2 separate regions of the Homo sapiens genome follow, and region 2 is linked to region 1. The links are chromatin contacts, found by Hi-C in ENCODE. All regions are on one chromosome and are shown on one strand. Each heading gives the region's core, a stretch centred on a gene start or an enhancer-like site at or near the end of the contact. The rest is flanking DNA. Distances are from core to core; before and after follow the strand shown.

Region 1 (3,864 bases), core at 698-3,197:
GCCAACAGCATTAGATACCAGCAAGAGGGGTGTATCCATGAGCACTTGGAAGGACAGATGTCTGAGAGACAGACAGAATGTAGCATGAATCAGGGATGTTTGTAGGAACAAATGACTTAGGTTGATAGCAAGGACTTCTCTTCTTTTCCCTCTGTTTTGCCACCCACCCATCAGGTACCTTGCCCAGGAGTCCCATAGAATGTTGAGTCTACACTGCCCAAAGCCAAAGCTAGGGATACCCTCAAATGGCGTTGAACCTGGGCTACCTCAGCTGCTAGTATAGTTCCATGTGGTTGTGGAAACTTCATAAAAATGCCTCTTATGGGTGGTCAAGTGCCAAGATGATGCATTTCCCTGGGCTGATTCAGCCCTATGTTCAGTGTGTGGCTTACCATGAAGGGCACAGGCTGAATTTCAGCTCCTACAGAAGCTCTCAGCTGAACAGGGCTTAACCTGTGCAGCCAAATGTGGAGGCCCTGTTTAGACTGAGGTTCAAACCCTCCAGGTGACTTTAGATCACCTATAGCTGTGTAGAAACAAGCTTTTCTCACCCAATAAGAGAGAGAAATTCAGTGATGTGTTAGCAGTACCCTGGGCTAGACATCAGAAGATTCACTTCTGGGAAATGCCATTTGTTCTCCATGTGAATCAGCATTGAAACTTGGAACCTCAGTTTCCTCATATGTTAAATGGAGGAGAAGAGCTCCTGCTTTTCCTTGCACAGCTGTAGTTTGGGTCAAATTCAGAGATATCCAGGAGGCTGTTTCGGGAGTGATGACTAGGGCTGAGCCACTAAAGTTCAAGAAGTCATGGAAGGAGGTGAGATGATGGTGTGAGTCCTTTTTTTTTTTTAAGGGGTCTTGCTCTGTTGCCCAGGCTGGAGTGCAGTGGCGTGATCTCGGCTCACTGCAACCTCCACCTCCCAGGTTCAAGTGATTCTCCTGCCGCAGCCTCATTTTTCGTATTTTTAATAGAGATGGGGTTTTGCTATGTTGGCCAGGCTGGTCTCAAACTCCTAACCTCAAGTGATCTGCCTGCCTTGGCCTCCTAAAGTGCTGGGATTATAGGTGTGAGCCACTGCGCCCAGCCAGTATGAGCACTTTTGAGCAAGATGTAAAGGTCAGGGGCCAAGGAACCTGTTTTTGTGGTAGGCTGAGTCTGCAGTTGGAGAGCAAGTGCAGGAGGAGGGGCCCTGGGCTGCACAGTGACCCAGGAGCTGGCCCAGGAGGGGCCTACAGGGTGTCCTTCAGAGCACTGTGAGTGGGAGGTAAGATTTTGCTGGGGCAGATGAAGTCTGGGTCCACCACCATTTGGTATAAATGGGCCCAATTTGGGCCGTGTGGCTTGCCACATGCAACTCTAATGTTAGAGAGCTGAGTCAGGAGCCTGACTGTGGCAGTCCAGGTCCAATCAGGAGACAGAAACTACACAGCAGATCAAAGAGAGAAAGTCTAATATAAAGAATGGTTATGACAAAGGAGTAACTTATAAGCAAATTTGTCACGGCTCCCTGTGACTAAGGGCGCCTACCCGAGGAAGGAAAAACTTGCTAGGGGTTAGGACTTCAGAGGTGAAGGAGTGGGAAGCAATGGAGTCTTCTTGTTTGGTCTGGAGTTGCTGGATAAGAAACGGGCCTCCGTCTGAAGTGCAGAGAAGGGAGCAGCAGTGGCTGGGTGTGCACACAGAGACCAGGCACTAGTGGGCTGGAACTTTTGGAACATGTGACCCACGCATGGGCTTTGGTTTCCATGTTAAGGGGGCTGCAGAAAAGTGATCGTCCATCCAGCAAGGCTGCAGAGTCACAGAGGGACTTCAGGTGGGTGGAAGAGTGGGGAGAGGCAAGGACACAAGTTCACCAGATGCCCTCACACCACCTCCAGCTGGTACTGGAAACAGCAGGAGAGCCAGTTTCTCCTGCAGTGCTCCCTGCTGAGGAGGCTGACCTCATGTTTACTATAAAAAACACCATGTACCTGGCACTCACCCAGGCTAAGTTCCACTAGCTGCCTGCCTGGCTGTTTTATAAAACCCTAAATGAAACAATCTTTAAAAAATGATGAGCTATCTCTTTCAGGTTACAATTTATTTTATATAATTTTGTTATTTTAGAAAAACATCCCAAGGTAATGTAAATCAGTCCAACCATTGTGGAAGACAGTGTGGCAATTCCTCAAAGATCTAGAAGCAGAAGTACCATTTGACCCAGCAATCCCATTACTGGCTACATATCCAAAGGAATATAAATCATTCTATTACAAAGATAAATGCATGCATATCTTTGCAGTGGTATTCATAGTAGCAAAGATATAGAATCAAACCAAATGCCCATCAGCGATAGACTGGATAAAGAAAATGTGGCACATATATACCATGGAATACTATGCAGCCATAAAAAAGAACAAGATCATGTCCTTTTCAGGGACAAGGATGGAGCTGGAAGCTGTCATCCTCAGCAAACTAACACAGGAACAGAAAACCAAATACCACATGTTCTCACTTATAAGTGGAGCTGAACGATGAGAACACATGAGTGCATGGCGGGGGGAACAACACACACTGTGGCCTGTTGGGGGTGGGGTTGGCAGAAGTTAGAGCATCAGGAAGAATAGCTAATGCATGCTGGGCTTAATACCTAGATGATGGGTTGATCTGTGCAGCAAACCACAATAGCACATGTTTACCTACGTAACAAACTTGCATATCCTACACATGTACCCAGGAATTTAAAATAAAAGTTGAAGAAAAAAATTAAATTAAAAATTCTTAAAAAAAATTCTCAAGGTTACATATGCACACACATATACATAAATTGACCAGAAAAAAGCGTGACAGTATAGGTTAAGGGAGCAAACTAGACCACAGACTATTATGATCCAAACTTTGTTCAACATAAGTCATTGTCAGTATATACATATAGCCAAATACCTGGAAAGATGCATAAAGAAATGTTGACCTGTTTTTTCTCTAGTAGTGTGGATAATTTGTTATTCTTTGAGCTCATCTGTGTTTTCCAATTTTCTACAATAAACTTGGTTTACTTGTGCATTAAAAATAGAAGAAAGAAGAAAGAGAGAAAGAGAAAGGAAGGAATGAAGGGAGGAAGGAAGGAAAGAATGAAGAAAGAAAGGAAGAAAGAAAGAAAGGAAGGAAGGAAGGGAGGAAGGATGGGAGGAAGGAAGGAAAGAATGAAGAAAGAAAGGAAGAAAGAAAGAAAAGAAGGAAGAAAGAAAAGAAGGAAAGAAAGAAGAAAGGAAGGAAGGGGAAGAAGGAAGGAAGGAGGGATGGAGGGAAAAAGGAAGGAAGGGCAGGAGGAAAGGGAGGGAGGAAGAGAGGGAGGAAGAAAGAAAAGGAAGGAAGGAAATAAGAAAGGCAAGGAAGGAAGGAAGGAAAGGGAGGAAAGAAGGGGGAAGGAAGGGAGGAAGGAAAGGCAGGGGGAAGGAGAACGACCTTGAGCTAACCCGGACAAAATGAAATGTGAAGATGTACAGAAGTGCTCAGCGTGGGTGAGCAACTAACACATCTTAGTTCCCCCGGGACCTTTGCTTTGCCAGGTGGAGTGAGAGCTGCCACATTCTCCTTCTTAGGCTCTGCCACCTGTGACCTCAGAGGCATGTTCTGGCCCTCAAGCTGCTTTTTGAGGATAGCTGTGGCCTTGGACGATCCTAAAGCTGCAAAACCATTCAGCAGCTGGGTGGACGGGAGGTCAGAACTCAGTTTGTTTGGCCTGGCTAAGTAGGTTATACTTTTATTAGACATTAACCTAGAAAAAAGCCGCAACCTGGGGAAAGATTTCTATTTAGAGCCAGGAAACTAGGCCACTTCTAAGATCAGTGACCTACATTTTCTGCTATAGAAATTTAAGAT
Region 2 (3,844 bases), core at 1,214-3,713, 45 kb before region 1:
TTTAAAGTAACAAGGAAGTTTTTATTCCCATAATTGTTAGTAGTGTCTTTTGCTAGCTCCTCCGATGTGACAGTGATTGACCATTGGCAGCTGGGTCTTCAAACTCTCTTCTAAAATGTTGCATCTCTATGGGGACACATGAGGAACTTAGTTCTTCTATCTGGAAGTAGGTGTCCTCTAAGAGTTCTTGTGTTGTGTACTCTGTATCCTTTTTTTTTTTTTTTGGACTATGTCTCAGTTGCATCAAAGCCCCATTAACATTGCCCTTTGGGATCAAAAAGTAGTCCACCCGAGAAGAAAGAGTAGAGTTTTAGAGAACTGGGGTGAGAATTCTGGGCAGATGGCCAAGGTGTGGGCTCCAGGCTGAGCTTGCTGACACATGACATTGTATGTTTCAGGTACTGGGACAAGTTTTCAATGTCAAAATCTTTGAAGCCACCAGGGCCTTTTTTGTTTTTGTTTTTTGGCTAGGTCTTGGCAGTACTCCTTCATATAGTAGTAGGTTCAGAAACTCAGGCTAAGGAAAGCATCCAGAAAACATTGTCTGCCTCTGCAACAGTTTGTGGATAGCTTGTAATTGTAGTTCTGATCTTGTCAATCTGTCTTATAACTCTAAATGTGTGGTCTCACCTGGCTAGATACAGAAAATACCTATCTTCTTATAGAAGCAGGCAATCCTCAACCCCATTAAAAAAGTATGGTTTCTTGGACATTCCATCTAATAGGAATGCCAGTTTGCCTCCTGATATGTTGCCAGTCTGGCCATTTCAGCAGTCACTATTCAGCACTAGAGGAGGACTTCAGTAAAAGTTCCTTTGTCAGTAAGTCTTCCACGCAACATATTTGTTTCCAGGTCCTAATGGCAATTCCTCAGGATCTGGAGAAAAAAAAAAAAAAAAAAAAAGAAAAGGATCAACTCTCACGTTTGAGTTTGTCCCATTCATCTACATAAAGACTATCTATCAGTTTGAAGTGTCTTTTTGAGAATCAGAAAGGGGAGAGGATATAGGGGGCAAAGGATGTATTCTTTGAGATCCTGCTCTTAAGCAGTGATTCTTCTCTAGCACTCCTTATTTCTAGAATTTTCTAGCCATCTCTAACAAAAGCAAAGTGCAAAGAGCATTTAATACAAACCAAAACATGAAATGATCTTTTGATAGTTCAGTGTTGTGGCTGTGACTTGGAATTTTTCACTACATTTAAAAAAAAAAAAGCCACATATGCCCGGGTAGTCTCTGCATCAAGTCTGATACCATTGCTCCGACGTTATGAGGCTGAAGCAGTTGTGGCTGATTGATGTCACTCTTCTAGCCATCTCCTATTTCCACAGAGAGAGGCCGGGTTAATCCAACTCCAGTCTAACTTCGGAGGCATCAAGGATTCTAGGCAGCATCTCCCGTGTTTCTTTTTCCAAGTGAATTCCTGGAGGAAAACAATGAGGTCCATGTGTCTTTGCATCCCCAGGGACCAGCTCAGTAATGGGCGTATAAGAACACGCTGAAAAAAATTGTTTTGTTTTTGAACGACAGCGATTTAAGAGTAGTAAGGTCCTCGTAAATATAGGACATTGTACTCGTGTTTTTCTTCCGAGCATACAAATATTTGCAATGAGGTTGCACCGCAGACTCCACAGCCATTGTGGCACCTGGGGCTCTGTGACTTGGGAGGCAGAGGAGATGGAATGCCGGTGAGAAGAAGGAGATTGTGGTGTGAATGTGAGGGATGAGGGTGAATTAGCTTCCTACGGCGGCTGTTACAAGTTTACCACAAGATAAATGAGTTAAAACAGTACAGATTTATTATCTCACAGTTCTGGAAGACAGAAGTTCAAACTACTGGCAAAGTTCAAAGTGTTGGCAAGGCTGTGCTCCTCAGGAGGCTCTAGAGGAGAACCTTTTTCTTGCCTTTTCCTGTTTCTAGGGGCCACCGGCATCCTTCGGCTCATGGCCTCTTCCTCCATCTTAAAAGCCAGCTTCTGCAAATTCGTCTCTAATTCTGACACTACTTCTCTTGCCTCCCTCTCTCACTTATAGGGGTCCCTGTGATGACAGTAAGCTCACCCTGATAATCGAGGCTAATCTCCCCATCTTAGGGTTAGCCTATTAGCAACCTAAATTCCACCGGCAACTTTAATTCCCCCCTTGCCATGCACCGTGACATATTCACAGGTTCTGGGGAGGAGGGCATGAGCATCTTTGTCGGGGCATTGTTCTGTCCATCACAGAGAAGCACTCAGAGATTCCGGACTCCAGTATCCTCATTGTACACTTGAGGAAGCTTGGGCTCAGAGGCTTTATGTTAATTCCAACAGTTTTTGCAACAGGAGGAGGAGAATATCTGTCCAGGAGCCCTAATCAAGACTCAGCAGGAAGCTGGTGGCTTCCTTTCCTTCCTTCTTTTGCTTCCTTCCTGTTCTTCCTGTGCTTCCTTTCAGTTCTTCCTTCTACATATGGGGCCCATCACATTCCCACTGACTCAGATGCTGAGGGGCCAGACTGAAGGGACAGTGGCCATTGCATCAAGTCAGAGAACGGATCTGACCCATCTAGTAGAAGCTTATTGTTTTGGCAGAAGCACAAGCTCTTAGAGGTGCAGCTGCAGGGTGTGACCTATTGGGGACATTGAGCTCAGTGACCATGGGCCCTGAGAGTCTGAAATCCTGGAATTTCTCCCAAAACGAAGTCCATGTAGGGAAGCCAAAGTGTGAGTCTTACCCGGCTGGTTTACAACTGACTGACATTTGCTGCCTGGGCAGCTGTTGTGGGTGCCTGGAAACCCTATTGGACTAGGACTGGCCCCGGCAAAAAACAAGTGTTATAGCTGCCCAGTGTCCTCTGAGTGGATGCTGGTGATTCTGGTATGGAGCCCAGATGTAAGGCAGCAGGTGGTCCAGAAGGCACCAGAAGAGGTCTCCTGTCAAAGTCAGGGCCAGAGAAGAAGGCACAGGGAACCTACTGCACGAGACTTTCACTTGCAACGAGCAACCCATGATGAGGAGGGAGGATTCCTGGGGGCATTGAGTCCCCCAGACACAAGGACCCAAGACCTTCTTGCTTGGAAAGTGAATTCCTCAGAATTCCGAGATGATGCCAGTCTTGGAGGAAGATGACATGAGGACCCAAAACCTTCTTGCTTGGAAAGTGAATTCCTGAGAATTCCGAGATGATGCCAGTCTTGGAGAAAGATGACATGAGGACCCAAAACCTTCTTGCTTGGAAAGTGAATTCCTCAAAACTCCACAAAGACTCCAGTCTTGGAGGAAGATGACATGAGGACCCAAAACCTTCTTGCTTGGAAAGTGAATTCCTCAGAACTCCACGAAGACTCCAGTCTTGGAGGAAGACGAGGTGTTGAGAGATAGCTGGGATCCCTGAGGAAGGCAGCCCCAGTCTCCGGTGGAGAATTAAGAGGGGCCCAAGCAGATGGTTGGTGGTGGAAACGTCACCTCAGTATAGTACTATGGAGTTTCCTTTCACCCCCAACAGCCGACGGTTTCCAGGGGCGAAGAGTGAAAATTGAAGCAAGGTGTCTACTGTCCAGGTGAGAGCCACATCCTATGGCTGAGGGCCTGGGGGCATTGGGGACCACCAAGAATGAATACTTTTCCAATTAAGTGAAGTCTTTTGCACAATATTCCTGACCAATAGCTAATGTTCTCTGAGAGAGTCAGAGCTTCAGCCCGTGAAAGGGCGAGGGAACTTGTAGGAAGATATATGTGAGTACAGATGTGAGGAGAACATGCTGAAGTAGCCCAGGGGCTCAGTTGAAGCTGAGGACTGGTGGTTCTGGTGGCTGTGCTGGGGGTGGGGGTGGCAGTGTGAGATGGAAGTGAGTGAGCAGGTTG

The links. Hi-C counts contacts between places; a loop is a spot of excess contacts on that map. Pooled maps may share reads with other maps.
Region 2: a map of Right ventricle myocardium inferior shows a loop between it and region 1 (10-fold over the local background). The contact joins the promoter of LINC00930 here to the enhancer-like site in region 1. A Hi-C loop is called at or near these places in 1 of 168 maps with a recorded cell type or tissue (Right ventricle myocardium inferior) and 2 of 50 pooled maps.

Annotation. Positions count from the first base shown.
Region 1 is chr15:92,525,419-92,529,282 of GRCh38, reverse strand. No RefSeq gene overlaps it. Among named protein-coding and RNA genes, the nearest start is that of LINC00930, 45 kb to the left of the region's middle. Within about 2 kb of position 1,947, at least 4 of the 41 ENCODE cell types and tissues checked have a DNase peak (open chromatin) inside an H3K27ac peak, as active enhancers do.
Region 2 is chr15:92,570,882-92,574,725 of GRCh38, reverse strand. It overlaps LINC00930 (long intergenic non-protein coding RNA 930), which reads left to right and starts at 2,463. Exons shown (of 4, transcript NR_021493.1): 1 at 2,463-3,540.